Linked DNA regions of Mus musculus: all the other regions are linked to region 3. Evidence: chromatin loops called from intact Hi-C (ENCODE). Cell type or tissue: left cerebral cortex. All regions are shown on one strand.

Region 1 (8,000 bases), 60 kb after region 3:
TCTGATTCAGAACTACTAAGAACTGGCTTCTCTAATTGATCTTTTTTCTTTTCTTTTTTCTTCTCCTTCCTTCCAATCTCTCCCCAGGTATTCTTACCTGACCTAAACTTTTCCTCAGGTTCAAGACCCGTGGAAAGGCCTGTATACTTATTTTGTGTACCATATTTTCTCTTTGCTCCTACTCTCTCTCCCCGCTTTACTTCTGATAGATTGTCCTGAATTTCATCTAGAATCCGCCCTGCCTTAACCACTTGATAACATGTGAAAAGGAACAAAAGGGCTTCTAACACTAGAAAAAATTCAAGGCCAAACATACCTTGTAAAGCCATTTTCCACTTTACTTCTGATAGACTGTCTTGAATTTCCTTAGAAAGTTCAAGACCAGACTGACCTTGTAAAGCTGTACTCACTGGTACTCTGTTCCCCCAGCTGAAAAGTTCTGAATTCATGCAGTTGAATCCTTCTTAACAGTCTGCTTTACGGGAACCTTTATTACCGCGACCCGCAGTTCTGGTTCTGGAATGAGGGATCTTCCTTGCGCCGGTGATGGTAATTTTCGTCCCAGGTTTTCTCTTCCCGGGGTTTTCTCGTCCCGGAATTTTTCGTCCCGGAATTCGGCACCAATTCTTACTCGCGTTCGCGCGCCCGGCCAGGAAAGAACACAACAAACCAGAATCTTCTGCGGCAAAACTTTATTGCTTACATCTTCAGGAGCCAGGAGCGCAAACCCCCAAGCCCCAAAACGAAAGCGCCCCGCTTACATCTTTAGGAGCCAGAGCTCCGGCGCGCCAAAGCGCAGAGCGCGCTCTATTGTTTACATCTTTAGGACCAAGCGAGCAGGCGCCAGAGCCAGAGAGAGAATGGCGGAAACCCCGTCCCCTTTAAGGAGGAGTTATCCTTCGCTTAGGACGCATCACTCCCTGATTGGCTGCAGCCCATGGCCGAGCTGACGTTCACGGGAAAGGCAGAGTACAAGTAGTCGTAAAATACCCTTGGCACATGCGCAGATTATTTGTTTACCACTTAGAACACAGGATGTCAGCGCCATCTTGTGACGGCGAATGTGGGGGCGGCTCCCAACACATGCCCAAACATAAAATCTCCCTACCATCTGAGCAGACTCTGGCGCAATCTTTTGGTTCCCTCCCTACTGGGGAGACCATCATCTTTTTGTGTTTTGTCATGCCTTTGTGTATGCGCTTCTGCTTTCAACAAAGCATGGTTGAATGGTAAGGCTTTGCTTTTCCTGTCTTTTTATTCTTTAAATCAACAGAATAAGAATTCATTCCTACAACCCTAGACATACCATCCTGATGAAAGAAAATAAAACTTGAGACCTGTGATTCATGTAATGTATGTCAAATAGCCCAAAGAGTTGTTTGTGTGCTTTGAAACCTGGGGCTGAGAACATAGCAGAACAGGCCAGGACATGCCTGGGCAGGCCTGTCGTTAAGACATTCCTGAGGCTGCTTGGCCATAAAGATAAAGAAAGATAAAGAGAATGACATGCCAGACTGGCCTGGCGCCTCCCTATCTCCCACCCTTCTGACCTAAGTTAAATGTTAACAGGCTGCTGATGTTTAAATGGACCTATCATGTGAAACCACGCCAATTCTTCCCTGCTGATGTTTAAATGAACCAATCATGTGAAACTGCGCCAATTCCTCCCCCAGCCCCACCCCTTTTCTTTAGAAACCACTAGCTTCCAAGCCTCATGGTCAAATCCACTGTCTCCTTCATGAGCTCCGCCATTAAAGGGTCTGTGGGAAGCCATTCCGGACTCCCTGGTCAGCCGGACAGAAATCTGTGCCAGGCAGTCAACAAGCCCATATTTGGTGGATGGCTTGCCCTTAATCCCTGATTGGCTGAGCAAGCCTGCCTGGTGAGGTGATGTGACCTGTGGTGATTGATTGAGGCATGGTTGTGGCTTGAGTGGATAAAAACTCTTGTACCCCGAGAGGCGGGGGATTTGAAGAGAGAAGCTGCCTGAGCAAACTGCTTTAAGAAGAACTGGTGGTTTGTTTTCCTTGCTGGTTGAGTTGGACGCAACAGGGGTCGAAACCACTGTCTCCTGCGTGAGATATGTTTCGACCCAGAGCTCTGCCATTAAACTACCTCGTGTTTTTACATCAAGATGGTCGTCTGTTCGTGATTCTTGGGTGCACGCCAAATCGGGAGTTGAGTGGGGGTTTCCCCACTAGGCTCTTTCACTGACAGCATCAGAGAAGAATATATGTTTCTCTCTTTGGGTTAGTTTTGAATCCAGGAAGCCACAAAGTTGGCCTCTAAGGGGGCCAACATCATATATTACAGCCCTGGACTTAAATGTGACCATGTAAGAGAGTCAGACAGAATGGCTACAGAGGGGAATATGTAATGCCACTGTGCAAATGTGGACTGGAGGACTCACAGTCACTGATTTCTTCATCATCTAACTCTATAAGACTAAAGACTAGGGGGAGGGAGGCATGGAACCTGCATGGGAGATGGTATCATCTGAGAAGGGGCACAGAAGATCTGTGAAACAAGAGAATCTCTGTTGAGTTCGAGGCTAGCCTGGTCTACATAGAGTTCCAAGATAGAGTCTCAAGGAAAAACAAAACAAAGATCCAGTTCTGTAAAATACAAAAGACAACTTAATGTAGAAGTCATTTCCTAAGGAATGAAATGTAATTCCATTTTTAATTTTAAAAGCAGGCGAGGAGGGCTGGAGAGATGGCTCATGGGTTAAGAGCACATGCTGGTCTTGTAGAGAACTCAAGTTTAGTACTCAGCACCCATGTGCTTGTCTCACAACAATCTGTAACTCTAGTTCCTGGGGGATCTAACGCTCTCTTCTGGCTTCTGCAGAAATCATGCAAACGTGAGGTAGGTTCAATTCACCAAAAAAAAAAAAAAAAAAAAAAAAAAAAAAAAAAAAAAGCCATTCAGTTCAGATAAAGGGTTTTAGTGACCCTCAAGTTTATTGTCTGGCTACCAACAAATGGCCAAATTGAGTTCAAAATAGAAGAATTAGAATGTAGGTAAAAGGCATGATAATTAAGCAATCTCAGTCAAGGTGTGGTCTGGTTGATAGTTACTTCAATTCTGTTTTTCAGGTGGTTTAAAGAAGTCCTCATTGCCTTAGGGAACAGACTGATTCTCAGGTCTTGTGACATGTGCTGTAGGGTGAAGCCTACATCACAGATAATTGCTTTCACTCAGGAGCCCTGGAAGATCCACGTTGCTTAGTTTATCAGAAAGATGTTAACTGATCATTACTATTGCTCCAGGAATTCAACTTGACTACAAGTTTAGGTCAGGGACTGGACACCTTCAGACGCCTTTTGGACCCCAAATCAAGGATTCATCGCTTTTTCACAAATGCAGTTCCCAAGTGTTCCTTATGTTATTACTGGCAGGAAAGCACAGCTGCTCGATAGCCCCTCCCTGTCTTATTCTATTGTAAACATTCTTTATCTTTTATTGGGAAGCCCGCTCTTGGACGCCAGAGCTGTTAATCGGCGAAAATGGAGATGAAGGAAAGTAGTTCCCGGATGGCAAAAACCGCACCCCTAAGTGACCATTCAGAGATAACGGCCACCGAGCGCTGAGGCAGGGCCTGTGACCACTACGGGAGGCGACTTCGGAGGTGTGTGTGTGGGGGGGGGGTGCGACCACAACGTGAGTCGTCTCAGCCCCAACCCTCCGAACGTCCATGGCGTCGGGATCCCCGCTCTACTAAATCCGCATCTGCGGCCTACGCCAGCGGACAATTCAATGAGGAAGCCGCTCTCTAGAGCTGCCGGCGATTGGTCGAGCCCGTGAAAGATGATTGGCTCTGGCCTTCTTCCGCTCGGGCGGCCCGGTGACACGATTGGTGCAGACTCATAGCCGCTCCGCCTGCTCCCGTACGTAGCACGTCACTATCCGGCGTGCCCCGTACCCGCCTCCTCCGCTCGGCCGGCCCAAGATGGCGGTGCAGGAGTCGGCGGCCCAGCTGTCCATGACCCTGAAGGTGCAGGAGTACCCGACCCTCAAGGTGCGTTCTAGGCGCGGCTAGGGTCGCCACCGCATCTTGGGAGGGGTCGTGGTGGTGCAGGGGCTGGGTCGCTGCCGGAGTCGCTTCTGGAGGGACTGCACGGCCGGGGGCGGGGTCGGGGGCGGTGGGGCTGCGGCTCTCCAGCGCGATGGGCACGGGCCGGGGCCTCCCGATGGGGCCAAGGGGGACCTCTCGGTGTACTGTGACCTAGGTGGTGCGGGGCGACAGAGTCAGAGGGCTTCCGAGGCCCGGGCGGCGGGGCCTGAGCCCTGCCTCCCACCCAGCCTTCAAAGCCGAGAGGCTGCGGGCCGTGCGAGTGCGGGCAGCGAGGCCACGGCCGGGGCGGCGGGCACTAAAGAACCAGGGGCCCTGGACGCGGAGGTGGGTCGCGGCGGCCCCGGGGCGTCCTTCCGGAAGCTCGGCCTGGGGCGTGGCGGGCATGCCTCTGGTGCTAATTAGGGGGCCAGTGGGGAGCACTGGCGACCCGGTGGCACCCCGCCTCGCTGGGCGTCCCCAGAACTCCAGCGCAGCTCCTGCCCTTGGTTTCCGGGGCGTGACCTTGGGTGGTCGCTGCGCCAGTGCGTTCCTTTAGGACAAACGTTCATCCCCGCCGGAAGACTGGGAGGCTTCAGTTGCTAGAGGGCTTGATGGTACCGGATGGACTGCGGTGAAGTACCTGGGAAGAAAAGCCTTAAGAGGAAGAAAAAAATTCTTTGGTTCCAAGGAAGGCCGGCAGAGCCTTCGTGTTCTACATTCCTTGGCTGAGGTCTGGGCAGCTTTTCTTCTGGAGCTCTTGGCACCTCATCCATCTCTTTGGTGACCCAGTGGTTGTTTGGTGGTGGGTGGGTGGGTCGTTTAGCTAAGGTTGAAGACTACAGGTTCTAGGCGAGACCGCTTTTTCTGTGCTTAGGGAGACCCAGATTGTATGGGAGGCACCTGACTTCTGCTGGTGTTCCCTTGTCTGATGTAAGCCCTAGGGAGCACTTGTTTTCCTCCCCGAGGGTGAAGTGAGCGAGCTTATATTGCACATGGAAGTCTTGGCATTCCCTGGAAGGCATCTCTTGTCATTGTCCCTGTGACATCTGACTGCTCTGGAGTAGTTTGTCTTCACAGGAGGGCAGAAGCAAGGCCCAGCTGGCCTTCTTCTATAGTTGGTGAGCAGCCATATTTGATCAATGTTTTGTATCCTGTGCTTTATTTGACTAAGGAAGGGAGCAAACACCACCAGTCTTTTTTGTCAGATGTTCAAAATGTATGGCTTGGGGGAGTAGGAGGTACTTGTGACAGACCTCGGTCTTGTACGTGCTAGGCCAATGCTCTGCTACTGAGCTACATCCTCAGGCCTTGTTTTCTTTCTTTCTTTTCTTTTCTTTTCTTTTCTTTTCTTTTTTTTTTTTTTTTTTTTTTTTTTTGAGGCAGGCTTCTGTAGGCCATGAATCCGAGTGCTGGGATTACAGGTGACTCTTACCAATCCTGTAGTTTCCTGGCACTCTTGGATTTCTGTTGATTGACAGATGGAAACCCTGACTCTTAACAGTGGTCATACTTGGGGCCTTCTATCACTAGACCTGTAACCACTGACGTCTGGGCCTCGCCAGGACTTCCAGACCTGTTGCAATGAGGTTGCTTTGGGAGAACGTGGCTATTTGTTCTGGCTGGTGAATTTGGGACCCACAGACAGGAAAGGTTTCAGAGCTCCCTCCCTCTCTGGCTTACTGAACGCATTAGGCAGTGAAATGGATGGTCAGGGTTCCTCCAGTCCGTCCTCTGGTGACCAGGAATGCACTCTGCATTCCAAAGCTATTGCACAGCTCTGACGAAAACGATTCTGTGGATCTCTGTGCAGGTACAGAGAGGTGGTGGTGTCATGGAAACAGAATCACACCTTTTCTTTTCTTTTTTTCTCTTTGACGAATGATAGAAAGAAAAGTTTTTGTGAGTAGAAATGCTACTCCCTCCAGGTCCTGCAGACCCTTGCCTTATAACTTCTCTGCTTTGTTGACAGTGTATCTTTGCTTTGTTCACGTTTTCCCCTTACATTGTTGTTGTTTGGCTGGTTTTGACTTGTTTTTTTTTGAGACAGGTCTGTTGTAGCCTTGGCTGGGCTGTAACTCACTGGGATAGCTAAGGATGACCTTGAGTTTCTGATCCTTCTTACTGTCTCCTGAATGCTGGGATTCCAGGCAGTGCAGTGAGAGAGATCAGATCCAGGACATCTGCATGATGGGCAAACATCCTGCCAACTGAGATGCATACTTAGCTGCACTTCTGTACTTTTTCAACAGTAATTGATGGTGGGCACTTTATACTTTGATTCAGAAGTGTTTGATGACAGAATCAATCAGAATACCAGGAGAGAGGTGTTTGTGGTCAGTCCTTAGGAGGGTCCAGATGCATGTATGGCATGTGGGTTGGGATCCCTCCCAGAAGTGAAGACTGGTGGCTGGAGGGCTCCCCAAAAGCAGTTGGGACTGCAGTATACTGGACAGACTTAAATTTTTTAAGATTTATTCTTTGAACATTTCATAACTTATGTATGTTTATTGACAGATTGTTCACCTGCAGAGCAAGGCCTCTTCAGATGTGCAGCCTTGGGATCTGGCGGGTGGCTTAAGCAGTGGACCTAGATGTCTGTTTTGCAGTCTCAGGCACCTGGCAGCCATCTTCTTTTCCTGTGAGGGGCTATGGTGGCATCCCCTGACCCTGGGCATGGCTCTTTTCTGTTCCTGTGTTTCCTCCATAGTGGTGGCCTGGCACAGGCTTCTTTATAAGCCTTGGAACCTTCCAGCTTCATTATCCCAGTGGTATCCCTAGCCTCTACCTACCAGGTGTAGGAGTATCCCCAGAATACCTCCAGACATTGCCAGGTTGCCTTGGATACAAAGTCACCAGCATGAGGACCTCTGGACTGAATGTTGCTTTAGGGAACTTGTTTCTGTGTTTTTCAGAGCTCTGGGAATGTGGTTCATGAGACATCCTCTTGTATTCTGACTGTAGCTTTTTTTCCTGTTGAAGTCTGACTGGTGCCAGATTGAAAGTGACAGGTCTTTGAAGCAAGGGGAGACTAGGATTCGTGGCCCAGAATCATAAACTAAGATCCCCTGTTTGAATTATTTTTTTAAGCTTTTTGTTGTTGTTATAAAGGGAGATTTTTCTTCTTTAGTCTACTGAAGTGATCATCATTCCATTAATATTTCTACTCTTTTTTTTTTAACCCCCCCTTCAGGTAGCTGTAGCATAGTATTGTGTCACCTTTTCTACTTGCCACCTAATCAGGTGGCAACTGTCCAGTGTCAGGACCTGAAGATATTGGGGTAGCCAGCCCTGGACCCCAGCTTCTTTCTGAATCTCACCCTGGTGGTGTACCTTGATCCTCTTTGGAGCCCAGTCAGGTTCCCAGCTTCCACAGTTCTCTTATACACAGACACTCAAGTATGCACACACACACACACACACACACACAGAGCTGCTGCTGCTTTACGGAAACCTGGGTACAGTATTCTCAAGCATAATCTTTCGTGTCCTTGAAGTTTGTTCTTACAGAAATACTTCCTTGCCTTTCCTGCCTTGCATTTGATAACAGACTGATTGACCAAATACTGCTTTGGAAATTCACAGCCTGAATTATCACAGAGAATGTGAGTGCCTAGTGCATACCCTGGATTAAACTTCTAGAGCAGTTTTGTAAACCTGATCTTGGCTGCGTTGGGAGGATCATCAAGTATGAGAGATGCTAATAGCCATAAAAGTTTGACTTGGGACATGCACTTACTGCTAGGTGGTGGCCATAGTGGAATCCTAGAGTAGGCCAGACCTTTTCATATACAAATTTGAGCCAGCTGTTCTCAGTGTTCAGGCTGTTTGATACTAAGGATGCTTGGTCCACTCTTTGCCCTTAAGTACTTAGAAAACTGTAATTTTATTCATTTGCCAAACCCTGCCACTTTTCAACACTCTGTGTTCTAGTCTGGAGCAGCCT
Region 2 (8,000 bases), 55 kb before region 3:
TGGATAAAGATCCAGGACCACCTGCTCCTTCCAGCGGCCTCCCTCACACAGGTCCAGACTGTCGATGCCCACAAACCAGTCAGGGCTGGGGACAATGCGTACCACGAAGGACACCTGGATGGGACCAGAAGACTTAGCAGCTGCAGCCATCGGGACATACCCTCTCCCAGGCTAGCCACAACTTACCAGCGAGTGCCTAGGGTGCACCTCTAACTCTGTGGAAGTCTGCCCGGTACCGCTAGGGATGGCAGGAGCTGAGAACACTGCGTGCACACTCTGAAGTTTCTCTCCTGCAGCTTCGATCTCCTTCATCAGTGCCCAGGCCTCACCACGCTCAGCAAAGTCCCTCAGCCCATTGCTGACATACTCATTCTTCCGCCACATGCTGTAGTCAGAGCTGTGAGCTGCCCCTGTGCAAAGGCCTGACTGCATGAGTATCCAGCGGGGTGGACAGCAGCAGGGCTATAGACTTTAATCCCACGGGGCTGTCCCCAGGGGACACATGTCCCTCTCCCCCTGCCCCCGCCCCCTCCCCAAATATCAGCTCCCTGACTGAATGGTAAGGAGCCACATCCACTTTGAACACAGAGAGACCGTAACATCCTTCACACTTATGTGGCTAAGACGCCTGGCTGGGTGACTGGTGTCCCCAGCTTTCCCGCAGCTACTGTGCCCTCCAACAGCCACTGGGACAGTGGGTATTTAGCAAGGGCTTCCTGTGTTGGATGTTTCTCAGATGACAGTGACTTGTACTGTGTGCTGTGAAGCCAGCAGGTACTGCTTCCTGCCCTGTAGCCTCCAGGATGAGGCAGAAGGAGGAAAGGTGCCCTTACCCAGCAGAGAGGACCACTGTGCAGGGGGCCGGAACAGGGGGTACTGCTTGGGAAATGCTGTCTGGCTCCACTTGCCAATGAAAGTGATGCTGTATCTAGCCAGAGGCCGGGCTGTACAAACCGATTCTCCCCCCAGCGGCTGGCTCGTGGTGGAGCCTATCATGGCCAGGAGGAAGACCCAAAGAGCTCTGCCCAGGGCAAGACTCACGTTTTCCATCACCTACAGCAGAGGGAGAGAAGAGTTGGCACCTTTAGTCCCAGGGCCCCTGTCCACGGAGCCCCAGGAGAGAACAGAACGAGCTCCCAGAGTGAGATGCCTGCAAACACACCGTTTGGTCCCCAGAATGTCCTTCGAGAGTTTCCCAGATGCCGCCCAGTGAAAAGGGCACCAGGTACGTGGCCGGTTTCACTGCTTGTCTGCAAGAATGTCAGTGTAACTTGTGAACTACAGCCCCCAGGACTGTAGTCCAAGGGACAAAAGGTCAATGGGTTTACAATTATCTCTGTCACACACCTCCTGGCCGCTCTACATTGTGTCCCCTGCACTGTGAAGTGCGCCTGGCTTGTACACTTCATGGACTAGCTGTGCATGGGGCTAGATTAGCAAAGCTGAGGTCATGCCCAGCCCCCAGGGTAGTCTCTGAGTGTTACAGATTGCTGTTCCAGGAGCCCCAGGCCCTCTTGAGATGTGAACAACCACTCACCTGGCAAAAGCGTCAGAGGCAGGCTGCTGGGCTTGTCAGCTGGAGGATTGGTCCCAGAGCTCCCAGATCCTATGTGTGCCCAAGGTTAGTGCCTCTGGCCAGCAGATAGGCCCCAGCTCTTCCTGTCTTCTGCCTCAGTGCCTGGTCCCAGAAAGTGCCAGAAGGGGCTTGAGACAAGGAAGCAAGAGGTTTTCCTGCTGCAGGGGTTCTCTGCTCAACCTTCTCACTAGTTCTGACTGCTGTGACCTGCTCCAAGTTGAGCTCACTCTCCGCCCCCTCGGGCTAACTGCTGCCCTGCCGCACCCCTTTCTTTGTCTTTCCCTCTCCCTTCCCTCTCTCCGCCCTCCTCCCTCCTCTCACAGGCTGTCTCTGGGTGGTGCTGCAAGGGGCTCTGTGTTCAGAGATAGGAGTCTGGGGCCAGAGGCCACATTGGTGCCCTGTCTGAACTTTGCCACAGATGTGGTCGAGATGTGACCCACATTTCTCCACTTGACAAATGTGTGTGTGTGTGTGTGTGTGTGTGTGTGTGTTGGGGTGCTGAGGAGCCCCAGATCTACCAGCTTAGCTGTAAAAGGCTTTGGGGCTCTGGGTTTCAGCCAGCCAGACACCTCTTTCTCATAGGGGTCTGAGGGCCCACTTGGCCAGCCGAAGGAAAGCAGCTCGGGGATTTCAAGCTGCTCCTTGGTCCACCTCCTCCCAGCTTCCAGGCCTCTGGTGTTCCTTTGGACTGGGTAGTAGATTCTGATGTTTACTGCAGTGCAGTGTCAGGGAAATACTCTCAAAACTACTGAGGAAGCCTAAGAACTAAGTAGAAAGAAGAGTGGAGAGAGACGACAAACGCAACCTCTGCCGGGTCCCCCACGTACCAAAATATCCAGGGAGCTGCTCCAAGACACATTCTGGGTTTTGGACCAAGTTAATGTTTCACTGTCAGACAGACAGTGAGAGAGAATAAATAGAATCTGCGAAGCTCAAATGCAAACAAAGAGAATGACTTCACCCTCATTTCAAATAAATAAGGCAGCCACATAGCGGCAACTGTGGACATAGCATTTAGGCACCAGGCCTAGAGACCAAAGACAGACTGCCCCAGAACGTCTCAAGCTGCTGGTGAAAGTCACCAAGAAGCCTAAAGCTTCTGTGGCTGTAGCTACCCGTGTGCAACTCACTTACAATAAGCAAGCTAGCCTGTGTTAACAGCAGTTGCTCAATGGCTTAAGCTGAGCAGCTGTAGGTCGCACATCGAGTAGCGATGTGGCATGGCTTGTCAGCAGTACATATTCCCACCGTGTGGCCAGAGAGAAGATGGTCGAACTGCTGTATCTACTACAGCTCATCCAACCGATGCAGAAGGAAGCCATGACGACAATTAAGCCTGCGTAAACACTAGAACAAGGACTTTCTTCCCCTTTTCAGATAAAGGCGCCCTAAGGCAGCTTAGAAAATCCCACTATGCCTCAACGGACAATGGGCGTAGACAGACGCTCTTATGAAATGGACTTGGCCCTGTGGACCCCGAGGGATCTTTACTGTTGACCTTTCATTCAGAGGCCTGCTCTCCTCTAATTTGCCTTGTGCTCTGTGACTAGCTATGGACCATGCTTGTCATAGGATCCAGGTTTCTCACATCTGGCAAGAGTTCCAGAGCTTCAGGGACCAGGATGCTCACAGTGTTACTGGAGAGGGGATGCAGGAGCCAGTGCTGATTGTGCTATGTGTTTTTGTGTGTGTGTGTGGGGGGGGGGGTCCTTAGAGCAGTCATAGATCTGTACCTAGAGCTAGCCAGGCCAATGTCCACCTACCAGAGCTTAGGCTCCTAGGAAGAGGATACTAAATGACTCCAGCTCAGCCAAGAGTCACTGTGGGCAACTTCAGTCCAGATCCCTATGCCCAGCGTAGCCCCTAAGGCTCACTGTATTCCAAACGACAAGGTAGTCATCAACAGCCCCAGCCCAGGGCAGCAGAAAGCTTCTCTCTCAGCCTCAAGTCCATGAAGTGACTTGGGTAGCCACTGATTTGGCAATGAGAACAAGCCAAAGCCAGACACCTCCAAACAGAGTGGCCACCGCCAAGCCAGGGTTGCCCCAGGAGGGCTGGGCAGGAGGCTAGCCAGGCAAGAAATTCCTTTAGTGGTGGCAGTGTCCCCTAAAAAGGAAAATCCCTGAGCATGTTCATGGACATGATGGGACACGGGGAGGACTTGGCCACAGTGTAACAATGGTTCTTTCAGGGCTTATATCCCTCCTTAGGTGTGGCACAGGCTCCTAGGCCTGACCTGGGCAGAGACATGCTCCCAAGTCACATCTGCTGACTCAAGCTTGGGATCCCCACCCATAGCATGGCTGTCTCCTGTGGTGCACGCAGGCTTCGGGCATGCCTGGCTGCCAGGTGTCCCAGCTATGAGTTAAAAACTCACCCTCAGATACCATACCCGCAGGCACCCACCGACCCACACTCCATTGCTCACCGGCTCCAACCTGGCTCCATGATGCATGCTCTCTATACAAATGCTTTCAAGAGTCCAGCCTTGGGCAGTATTCCCAGAATGGGGCTACCAGACTGGCTCCCTCGTGAGCTCCCCTCCCCCTCTCTACTGGGCACTGGACAGTCCCAGCACTGGGCCTTTGCTTACAGTCCCTCTACCTAAAGAGAGCTCTTCCAAGCTGGCTTTGGGTCTCAGGGAAAGCTCGGCAGTCATCCAACCCAGAGTAGCATCTGCTCGCCCACACTAGCCTTTCAGCCCACTTCACGACTACTTTCCATCTCCTGCAGAGAGGGAAAGCCATCCCAGCCCCGTAAGCAGCTTGAGTTTTACTGCAGGATGTTATGTGCTCACAGAGGCATGAGTAGGCTGAGGGCAGACTCTGGACTAGGCTTCTGGGCACAACTTCTAGAGCTATGCAATTAGCTGGGCTGCAAAGTTGGCTGCTAGACCAACCCGCTCAGGAACTTGTCCCACGGGGCATTGCTGCCTTCCTCCCTTCTGTTCTCCCTCCCTCCTTTCCTGTCTCCCATGTCAGTAATCTGGGTCAGATTTCAAATAGCACCCTCTGACTCAGGACCTGAACTCTATCCAGTGAGCAAGGCCTGGCTTCAGCTTTGCGCCCTTTGGTTTCTTGGAAGACATCTAGGAAGAAAGTGAGAGCAAGAAGCCTCAGCACCCACCCTATCCACACCCCTTAGCTTCTGAGCCCATGCAAGTGGGGCCGCTTGCACGAGTGTGAGCACTACAACTACGCAACCCCAGAGGGAGCACTGAACATGTCCTCCCAAGTCAGCACAGCATGTCTGTACCAGGCAAGTGTAGGAGACCAGACCATGCCTGGCACCTGAGCGGTCAGGAGAAGACTGGCCAATGCTGTGTGGCTCTAAGGCAGACTGTCCCCTTCTATGGCACAACAGTTGGCCTCCTTTCAATGTGAATTTGAGGCAACGAAATGACTGCTAAGGCCTAGTGACCTACATTCCATCCCTAAACCCATGTGAAGGTGAAGAGAGAGCAAAAATGGGGGTGGAGTGGTGTAAGAACTCCTGAGAACTCTCTCCATCAAAGCAACAAGGAAACAGGCAAAGATAATTGGACAGGACCAGAACGTGGTGTCTAAAGTGATGACAGGACCACACAACGGTATGGTTAAGGGGAAGGCTTTTGTTATAGGAGAGAGGGAAAGGGACAGGGACAGGGAGAGGGACAGGGAGAGGGAGAGGGACAGGGACAGGGACAGGGACAGGGACAGGGACAGGGACAGGGACAGGGAGAGGAACATAGTGAGAAATAGCAGGGTTATAAGGAAGATGAGTAGCTGGGGGGAGTAGCCTATGAGCTGGAGGGCATTCAGGGTAGGGGAGAAGGCGGGCTGCTGGCATGGACTTTGAAAGGTGAGGGGAATTACTCCTTTGGGCAGATGGGAATCAGTTTTTCAAGCTCCCGATGAATGCTGGCTTTTATCTAAGTGCCAGTCCATGCTGAACTCCTTTCTGAATATTTGGACTGCCTTTTTGGAGTTTGGGAAATTGGTGTTTACTTTGGATTTGACACTTAGTAGACCAAGGCAGGTGGATCTCTGTGAGTTCTAGGTCAGCCTGTTCTACACACTTAAGTCCAGGTTAGCCAAAACTGCATAGTGAGACTGTTTCACAAAGTTAAAAAAAGGAAGAAATGTCTGGACAGGGATTTGGGTACTCTGGAAAGTAACCAAAGGCTTGCAACAATAAATGGGAAGTTATTTTGTCAAAAAATTAGGGAAGGTGGCAAGCCTTTAACTACCTCAGATCTAAACTTTTCCTCCACTGATAGTGAAACTAGAGACTGTAAGCCAAGGCCTGGGACAGCATGAGGCTGGAGACTTCTTAGAGCATCATTTCCAGAAAGTCATCTTTATGTCCACTCTCTGGTAGCTCCCTAGAAGACGCGACTTGGGAAGCTGACCTTAGATGACTTGATTCTAAGCCTGTCCCCAGAGATTTTTGTTGGAAACAACTACAGGTAATGCTTAAGGCTGTTGTCCAAGGGCTGGGTAAAGATCGAGCGAGGCCAAAATACCTAGAATGAAAATCTCAGAGGCAGGAAGGACACAGGGGACGCTGAGAACTCCTGGCACATTCCTAAGACCCTAGAAGGCCGTACATTCCAAGAGCTCAGGAAATGCCAGTGCTCAGGCAAGGCCTGACAAGGCCCCTGCTTCACCTCTGACTGAACTTGGGGCTCTTTGAAAGCAGGAAGTGGGGGCTAATGCACTTACTAGGTGCCTGGCTGACTGTCTCTATCGTGTCCCAACATACAGAGAAGCCCACAGCTGGAAGATGAACTGACTCCAGGCATCTTCAGTCCCGTAATTCACTGACCACTGAGTTAACCAGGAAAAGATTCTATGGCCATGCATGGCAAAGAACACAGATATTTCAAACTTAAGCTGGAAAAGTCACTAAAGAAACCTCAACAAACAGCAACCCCTGAAGAGAGGAAGCATCTAATTTCCAGAGCTGTCAAATTATACTCTCTAAGCTGTTCAGGTTCCAGCAAAAAAAATGTACAAAACATGCAAAAGCAGAAGGAAGCACGGCCCATACAGAGAGTAAGAAAGCAGCTACAAAAATGCACTGAGGAAGCACAGGCCTTGGGGACACTGGCTAAAGACTTTACCAGTCACAAGCATGCTCAGAGACCTAAGAGCCAGGCATGGCAGCTCGCACATCCAATCCCAGCACTTAGGAGGCAGAAGCAGGATTAGGACAAATTCCAAGCCAGGCTCCTCTCCATAACAAGCTATAGGTCCACCTGGAGTAGGTAATACGATCCTGCCACAAACTGGCTGCATCCCGCAGAGGAAGCCACATCTGATAAAGTGTGAGAGTGATACCTCACAGAGGAATGTGATACCAGCGAATGGTAGAAATTACAGGACAACATAAGCCTTGAAGTTGAAAAGTGAGATAACTGAACCATTCTTTTCATTACAGGAGCACCACAGGAGATCTGGGAAGACGGGATTAAAAGTCCATAAAAGGAATAGATCAGTTGATATTATCCAGTCTCGGAAAGAAAACAGGATAATGGAAACTAAACAAACACTAGAGACTTGCAGGGAGCCCTCAAACACAAACAATTGCGTAACTGAAGTCCCAAGGGGGAGAAGAGGAGATGCAAGAGTGTCTGTGTAGAAACCATAACTCTTGTCCTAAGGGACTAGCAAACAGTTTATTCTGGAGCCATTTTGAATGACCATGGCCCCAGAAACACAGATTTAGGTTACCCCCAATTCTGTGTTCCAGTGTGGGAGTAGTAGTTCCGCAGGGTTTTTATACGTTTTATAGAACAAAAATTGCCATGAATCAAGGCAACTTTAAAAGACATTGATGGGTGCACCAGAGAGGTAGGTACAAGATGGGACAACTGCATCATACACAGACCCAAGATGGCATCTGATGGCACTGTCTGGTTCTCTGTGGAAGCCAGTGTCCTGCTAAGTTAAAGCTTCTAGGAGATTTTCATTAATTATCGCAAGATGTTAGTTCTAAGTTACTAGCTTCTGAGAGGTTTTTATTTATTATCCTAGAGTATTAGTTCAGAAACAGAGTGTGGCAGGGCATGGCTGTTCCAGAAGGCTAACACTAGTCCAAGATAAAGCAATTAGCCTCTGAGCCTACCAAATCCCCACGTCTTCACAGCACTGACATTCCAGTTGGCCCATCAGTCTCTGCAGACACAGGCTACTTCCAGGAGTTTTCTTGTACAGAGCCAGCCATGGTTTCTTTTCAGGAATTTTCATTCACAAGAGAAAAATTATGTGAAAAAAGTAACAGCTGAAACTTTCCAAGACAGATGACAAAAGGTAATGTACACACCCAAGAAGCTCAATGATTCTGTATGGAACATGCAAGACCATCACGGTCATAGCTAAGCATTCACAGGCCAAAGAGTCCTGGATCGGCAAGAGAAAACCAATCCATCAGAGGCAAGCGT
Region 3 (8,000 bases):
GCCACATTTCCAATCATGCTGGCTACTTTGTGTCTATGTGTAGCAGTTTGCCTGTGTGTGTTACAACAAATACTGCCAGTCTTGACATCCTAGAACACCTGCCTGTTCCAAAGCCAGTTGGGAAAACTATTTTCACTGGAAGAACACGACTTTCCAGCTTATTGGAGACTACTTCCCTTCCTGCCTTTCTTAACAGGACAACCTTCCAATGCTGTAGAGAGCCCTGGCCTTGTAAAGGACACAGAGGTCATGGGATTTACAGAAAGCTTCACTGCAGACTTATCTCCAGACGGAGCAGCCCTATGTATTTCTACTGGAGACAGTAGCAGGAAGAGCACCACAGCCACTCAAAACAAGGGATAGCAATGTGGGGGAGGGGTGCAGATCTTTCTGAGTCCTCACTTCCATGCTCCCAGTGAGGTACAAACCCTTGCAGCCCTGGCCCGTACATCATAATCCCAACCCTACTGAATTTTCCTTTGACCCACCCAAGCCAATGTAGCCCTGTCCCAAAATCTCCAAGCTCCGACTCTGTCTTTATAACACAGGTCTGATGCTGACTGGGGACATACAAAGACCTGGGACTTCACAGAAGCCAAGTCAGGGAAATCTGACAAGAGGCCACACAGAAAGTTTCAACTTTATAGAAAATGAGCGTGTCTTCTAAAGCTACCACCCAACACAGTAACAGTTTGGGCTCTGAGAAAGATAGTACATGTTTGTGAGCATGGCCCTCAGCCCCAGAGGGACAAGGACGCTGCAGCTGCTGCAGGACTGCTGAAAGACACGGTAGGCTGAACCCGTCTACCCCACAGAACCCAGAGTCACTGCTAACAGTGAGTGTGACGATGCAGAATGCAGGCACTGGTGCTGACAGACTTTCAGGTGCCATGGGTTAACTACAAAACCAAGTCCACATAAGCCGCTGCCTCTCTTGTGAAGAAGTTTACATCCCGGGGCTTGAAGGCAGGCCCCCTGCCCAGCACCAAGCAAGCCAAATCCTTTCCTGACACTAGAAGAATGAAAGCTAGTGTAAAGGTGCTGCCATGCAGTACAGACCTCAGGACATGTCTGCTTTCCATACCATGCCGGGAGGCCACACAGCTAGTAGGTCTCATGGACAGGGGGTCCTCAGCAGTACCCAGATCTAAGGATCAATGTCCACACAAGTTTCTTGCCAGGTTACCCTGTGGGCACTCACCAATGAAGTACAAAAGGCAGGTAGGAAATAGTGAGCTGCTGGAAGGACAGGAGTCTGTCCCACCTAGAACCCTGAAGGGGACACTAGACCTCTCTGAGCATGAGACTCATCTGGAAAAGGGCGAAACACAAGCTGAAACCTGCTACAGGTCCACAGGTGACAGAAGATAGAATAGCCAGAGAAGGACAGTGTATCACTGAGGTCCCACCAGGATTCCACAGGCCCCAGCCCACACTATGTACAACTAACATGGCACAGTGCCCTCAGACATCTGTGGAAGCCAGGCTGACACATACAGCAGGGCCATGCAGAGAAAGAGCAGCCTCAAACCACAGCTGCCACCCTAAATAGTAACAAGACAAGCAAACTCATAGAGTTCCGGAGAACAGTATGACCCCACACTACACCACAACGCTGTCCCTGAACTTGGCACATCCCACAGCTGTCACCCCATGTTGCAGATGAAACAGAGAGAACACACATATGAGCCCAGCCCATATTCACATCCTGCTATCATTCTTCCAGAGATCATGCTCCCCCGGGGTCTCAAAGATGTTAGTCCAACTCTATAATGGAGCCCCGATGTCCTGCATGCCAATCACACTGGGGTAAGCATCCTGTGTATCCCTGTTTATATTGGACACGTGCTCTGAATCTGGAAGTGACAAAGCAAAACACAGTAAGGGAACATACTACCCGGGGAATAAAACTGCTAGGTATCATCTTGCTGACACCCTGGCTCACTGGGTTCACTTTCCTAAATACTGGACAGCTAAACTCCTTCCCTTTTCCTTCCTACAAGGCAAATTTGTCCTAATCAATCAAAAGCTCAACACGACAAGGGACATAACCCTGGGCCAGGAAAGGTTTGACAGGCAAGGCTGTCCTGCTGATTTCTGGAAGGCAATGGGCTGGGCCTGCCCTCCCTACCCCATGGGAAATTTGGACTATAACCCTGCTGGTTTGGGTGCAGAGCCTCTTCCTACAAAAGTGTGTGTGTGTGTGTGTGTGTGTGTGTGTGTATACACATGAGCCTCCAGGGAGTTCAGCTCTGAAGAGGTGCAGTGTAGGGGAGGAGTACCCACCACCAGTCCAGGATGAAGGCAGGCCTGGAGGGCCTTACCCCGCCACACCCTGAAACAAACTGACAGGATCTGCAAAATGGCCTTGTGTGATAAGAGGTATAGTGGGCCATCACAGGGCGCCTCCCTTTTTCCCTCCTGCCTACAGTTCCTTATTTCCTGCTGGCAGCACACGCTGCGAGGATTCATCCCCTGCCAGCTTTCAGGCTATAAGGAAGAAGGCAGTGCCCTTGTGAGAACAGAGCTGGGGGTCAAGCCGTGTGGTCATTAAAGTGGAAGCGCCAAAGAGAGGGACACTGTAGGGCACTTGGACGGTGGGCAAAAGGCTCCTCCCTAATCCGAAACCTCTCGGCTGCCCCGCCCGAAGGTGGGGTCGTCTTCGCTGCGCGTGCGCCAGGCTACGCGGCCAGGGAACGCAGCCAAGGAAGGACTGCCCTCCACAGGCAGGACCCCTGTGGCTTAAGGACTTTCATAAATGAATAAAAAAAAACGTAAGTGGTCCAAATCCAGGTGCCAAGCTGAGCATCACTAAGTCGACCAGAGGGGTGATAGGCATGTAGGCCACCCATGTTCCCTCAGCGCCACCTCTAGAGACTACCCGCTCCCGGATCTGCCGACCCGAGGCCCATGCGGAATCCGCAGGCTCGTCACTCCGGGAACACCTAGGTCCCGGCTGGGTGTCCACGAGAAGGATCCTCGCGGGACCCCGGGCCAGGAAGACAGGCCCGGCTCGGTCACAGTCTGGGTCGCACCACCACAGGCCCCTTTGTCACCTGCGCGGGTCGCGAGCGGGCATCGGAAAATAGGGACGCGCACGCGCGTGCAGCAGTTCGCGCATGCGCATCACCCGTTGGCCTCCTGGGTTTCTCCCCCCCAACCAGGCGCGCGCGCAGCGAGCGCGCACGCGCACTCGCACACAAAGCCAGCGCCGCGCGCGCCCGGCCGCCCCGCCCCCGCCCCTCCACCCCCCGCCCGCAGCCGGAAATGCGCGCGCGCGGCCTTACCCAGCGGCAGGCCCTTGTTGAGCAAGTGGGAGCTGCCCATTGAAAGGTGCGGGTGGCCGCGGGCCCCGATGAGTCCGGCGCTCTCCGCCGCCGCGAGCCCTGCGCCTGGGGCGGCTTCGGCGCAGTCTGCTACTCCGCCCGGCCGCCTGCGCCCGGCCACCGCCGTGCCGAGCCGCCACCGCGCCGCCAGCCGCGCTCCGACCGACGAGCGGGCGGGGACACGCGGCGCGCGCGCGCGGGCGTGGCCTCGGTTGGTCTGCTGTTTGCAGGCAAGGCGGCGCGCTGGACGTACGCGGGCGGCTCAGGGGCCCAGCTGCCCGCCGGCCCGACGCTCGGCCCCCACCCCCAGCGCCCCTCCCAGGCTGGATTCCCTTCCTGGACACGCCCCCAGCTGTACCCGCCCCCGGCCTCCCCTCCCCTGCGCGTACCCCGGACTGCGCCCCTGCCACTCCTTGGCGCGGTGACCTGGGCCGGAGCCTGAGTGGTGAAGCAGCCCATCCGCGTGGGGCGCTACCAGTCTAGTCGCCGGGGCCTCAAGAGGACAGCGAGAGCGGTTCACTCGGCCCCTTGTGCGCTAGAGCTGGGGCCGCGGACCCAGGACCCAGGAGCTGGACAGCGCCCCAGCCAGGGAAAGTGATCTGTGCGCAGGGACAGATGCCCGCTGGCCACCCCAGAGTAAGCGACTGACTGTTGGTGGGACTGTCAGACAGGCGTAGCGAGGGATACCGCTTAGCTGTTAAAAAAAATAAAAATAAAAAAAAATAAAATAAAATAAAATAATAATAATAATTAATAATAATAATAATAATAACATCACGGGAACAGTCCAAACTGAAGGATGCTGAAGGCCATATGGTTACGAGTTTTGAAAATCAAATCTTTGAGAAAGGTGGGCAGTATCAATGAGGGATGACAAGGGCCTGGGCATCTGTTTACAGAAAAAATGCTTTGAAAATACCTTCCAATTCCATCTATTGGCAGACATGGATGGAGAAAAAGATCTAACAGGTGGAGTCTCAAACCTGCTACAGTATTTCCTAAATAGACTGAGGGCTAGGGGGGAAAGCCAGCAGATGTACACTTTCCCTTAATCCCCACCCCTATCCTGGACTGTCTCTCCTGGTCTGTTCCAGTTTTCTCGAGCTGCAGGTGACTCCCTACAGATCCATCCAAAGGGCTCCTCCCAGTTGTTCCATCCTAACATAGCAACTCCATGGCAGAGTGACACCTCCTATTCCTTCTCAGGCTGCCCAAATTCCCACTTTTTCTTGCACATTGTGACTAGGACCACCACATCACTCCATCCTTGTGAGGGATTATATCAGGGCTTGTATAAAAACCCTTAGGGCTCAAAAGATGGCCTAATAGGCCATCACTTGAAAGAGGCACATTGGACTTGCAAACTTTATATGCCCCAGTACAGGGGAACGCCAGGGCCAAAAAGGGGGAGTGGGTGGGTAGGAGAGTGGGGGGGGTGTGGGTATTGGGGACTTTTGGTATAGCATTGGAAATGTAAATGTGCTAAATACCTAATAAAAAAATGGAAAAAAAAAAAAGAAAAAAAAAACCCTTAGGGCCTCCCAGGAAACCTCGGAAACCTCCCAGGAAGCCTCGGAAACCCAGGCTTCTTGTCACCATCACACTGGCTTGGACTCCTACTCCAGGGATGGTCCCTGCAGGCAGGAGTCTGCTCCTGCGGATGTGAGGTAGAAAGCCACTAGGTAGAGATGTGGAGATGCACAGGTGGTTCTGAACATGCCCATCCTAAGAGACCCTATGACCTTAGGATTGCCCAAAGGCACCTGTAAGCACTTGCTCCTGAGAGAGCATCTGGTGTCTGTTGGGCCACATTCACCCTCACTCCACTCTGTTCAGCATTGCTCAAGGTCTGAAGTCCTGAGCCATCATCCTGGTGCCAGTAAGAGAGTATGATGTTTTACCCTTACCCTGGCAGTCTCCACCACAGGCCATAGGTTAGACTGGTTACTGGTAAATGGACCCATCCTGCCTGCCTCAGCTGTTTATCCTCTGGCAAAGCTGTACTTTCCCTGGGATCACACTTATCAGAGTGATAAGGGGATCCCAGTTGTTCCCTTACCAGAGAGTACTAGGTTTTCATCCAAGGAATGGGCCTGGTAACACAGCACTCCCCTCAGCTTAATCAAATCACATCTGCCCTCTGAGACTAGAGGATACCTTGTACCCAACCAAAGAGACCTATGGAGAGACAGGCCCAAGGCACTGCCCTGTGTGCCAGCCCTTCTTCGAAGTAATTTGAGAATCTAACATGAAAGGTTTACACTCTGCCTTTCTCAAATATTCGGATTGTTTACATAACTTATAGAATAAATAGTATGGAAACTGGATGGAGCTTTAAGCATATGCACTATGAGACATATTATAGGTATATTCCATATGCACTATAAGACATATTAGAGGTATATTCTGATGCTCTAAGTTCTACAGTGTAATGCTTACTTCCTCTTCTGGTCACCAAAAGATAGACACCTACCTACATATCTGCTGAGGCCCTGGAAAATATTAGGAAACTTTACAGGTGTTGTCTCTGTTAGTGAGACCTGGTGTTTGGGAACATGTGGAGCCCCGGAGCTCTGCAGAGACTTAGGAAAACAACACTCCAGAAAGTGAGCAGAAAATTCAAAGTCCAGATACAGTGCAGGAAACAGAAGGCTGTGGCTGGAGGCCAGGAAGAGCTGAGTTTGCAGGTTTGGGGAAGAGATATCATGGTTGTTGAGATACAAATGGCAGAGACCCCACAGGGCTTGTCAGCTTGATGCGGATGGGTGACTCAAAAAATACCTAGTAGCATCTAGAGGAAGGTTAGTATTAGGGACAGGAGGCAGAGCCCAAAGTCTGGCCACTAAGCAGAAAAGCTAGTGGAGACATAGGTCCTTATACTACATCCTCTCTATTTGGAATCAGGCTGAAATACACCAAGGTGGGGGTAAACAAACAATATTTGGAGAAAGCAATCTAGGCCTCTGCCTTGGACACTGAATGACAGAGCTTGCAGAAGATAACACATGCAAAAACTTCACAGTGGATTGAGTCCAGTAAAGAGGGTTCCTGAGAAGCAGGCACTCTCAGCTATTTTGGATCTATTTTGTTTTGAAATGTAGCTGTAGCCAACCCCTCCCTCAACTTCTGGGACACATCTTAAAATTAAGCAAATGTGATTTAAAAGAAGATGGCCAAGATAAGCTCATATATTTGAATGTTTGATCCCCAATTGATGAAACTGTTAGGGAAGGATTAGGAGGTGTGTCACTGGGAGTGAACTTTGAGGTTTCAAAAGCCTGTGTTATTCTCAGGTCCCTCTCTCTGCCTCCTGCTTACAGATCAGATGTTAAGTTCTCAGGAACTGCTTTGGCGTCATGCCTACCTACCTATGCCCTTGCTCACTGCCACAATGGCCATAAACTCTAACCTTCTGGAACTCTGGGCCCTTGAATTAAATTCTTTCTTGTTTAAGTTGTCTTGGTCATGGCATCACTTCACAGCAATAGAAAAATAGACGACAATAAAAGTGAGCCACAGATCAGCAGCTGCTTGCTTATGCTCCACAGCCTCCCTACAGGCCTCTTCAGTGTTGTGCCAGTGGCTCCTCTATGTATTGGTTACTTTTCTTATCACCAAGACAAAAAACCTGAAAGAAACAGTTTAAAAGGGCAAGGGTTTATTTTAGCTCAGGTGAGGTAGTCTGTCATGGCAGGGAAGGTGGAAATGAGAGCGGGTCAGCCCACAGTGGTGGTAGCATACAGCAGGGCTCCTCATATCTTAGTAGATCAGGAAGCAGAGAGCAGATACAACCTCCAACACCCCACTTCCCACCCCACGACCCCACCCCACCCCACCCCTTGTGCACACAGTGACCTACTTCTGCTAACTAATCCACAAGTTCTGTTGGTTTTCCAACCTCCCAAAACACTGCTGACATCTAGGAAGCAAGTATCCACAAACATTTTGAACTGGCAATTGTATCCCCTTTGTTGCCAGTCTTGACTTATTCCTAGTGCTGTCTTCTCTAGTTGTGGTTATGGCCACCCACTGAACTCTTATCTTCTATCCAGTGCAGTGACTAGATCTAGGCAAGACGCTTAAACACTCATGACCAATAAGCAACTTTCTGTGCATATGGCCCTGTGTTTCTCAAAGCTCCCTGACACTTCGCACATGCTAAATTCTGTACTTTGACAGTCCCCATCCTGAGGCAGCAATCGGGATCCTCCCAGAGCCTCAGAGCTCCCAGCATGAGCCTGGAAGAGAGATAAACACTCCCAGAAGAGAGGTTTGATGTAGCCAGAAACTGCAAGGCTGGGTCTGTGTAAAGATGCTCACAGCTCATCTTTCCTGAGTATGGTACCCATAGCTCCGCTAGAGGGCTCCAGTGGGAGTATAGTAAACATTTGTAGTGAACCCACACCAAGGTACTGCAAAATTTGAACCTCACAGCAGATCTGCACCACAAGCATCAGTGGGCTCTACAGCTAAGGCCTCACTTTCCTACCCAGATTCTCAGTGCTTTGTGGAAAACCACGCACGATTGGTGCCACAGCTAGTGTACCTCCCGGCCTCCAGATTTTCTGTATTTACAGCTATAGTTTGTCAACAAATAATATGAAATCAAAACACTGCTACAAAATATTCACAGCACAACATGGTTAGCTCTGCACACATTTGGGCTTGTCTACA

The links. Hi-C counts contacts between places; a loop is a spot of excess contacts. Peaks named below come from ENCODE experiments on the same cell type or tissue, not always from the same donor. Only the 100,000 strongest peaks of a DNase experiment are listed, where the experiment ranks them.
Region 1: it touches region 3 in a loop (10-fold over the local background); 14 of 42 quality-filtered maps call a loop at or near these places.
Region 2: a loop joins it to region 3, with 3 times the contacts of the local background. A loop is called at or near these places in 2 of 42 quality-filtered maps.

What each region holds. Positions count from the first base shown.
Region 1 is chr5:33,331,625-33,339,624 of GRCm38, forward strand. It overlaps Maea (macrophage erythroblast attacher), which reads left to right and starts at 3,948. Exons shown (of 9, transcript NM_021500.2): 1 at 3,948-4,021. The coding sequence starts at 3,953. In left cerebral cortex, no CTCF peak of the experiment used is centred here; DNase peaks (open chromatin) are centred at 3,832 and 4,512; H3K4me3 peaks cover 2,282 bases; H3K27ac peaks cover 1,783 bases.
Region 2 is chr5:33,216,411-33,224,410 of GRCm38, forward strand. It overlaps Spon2 (spondin 2, extracellular matrix protein), which reads right to left and starts at 1,828. Exons shown (of 6, transcript NM_133903.3): 1 at 1,538-1,828; 2 at 834-1,053; 3 at 187-410; 4 at 1-114. The coding sequence starts at 1,050. In left cerebral cortex, a CTCF peak has its summit at 2,574; DNase peaks (open chromatin) are centred at 2,439 and 4,288.
Region 3 is chr5:33,271,492-33,279,491 of GRCm38, forward strand. It overlaps Ctbp1 (C-terminal binding protein 1), which reads right to left and starts at 3,513. Exons shown (of 10, transcript NM_001198861.1): 1 at 3,288-3,513. In left cerebral cortex, CTCF peaks have their summits at 2,757 (motif pointing left), 3,797 and 7,694; DNase peaks (open chromatin) are centred at 1,579, 2,733, 3,109, 3,570 and 3 more places; H3K4me3 peaks cover 3,070 bases; H3K27ac peaks cover 2,430 bases.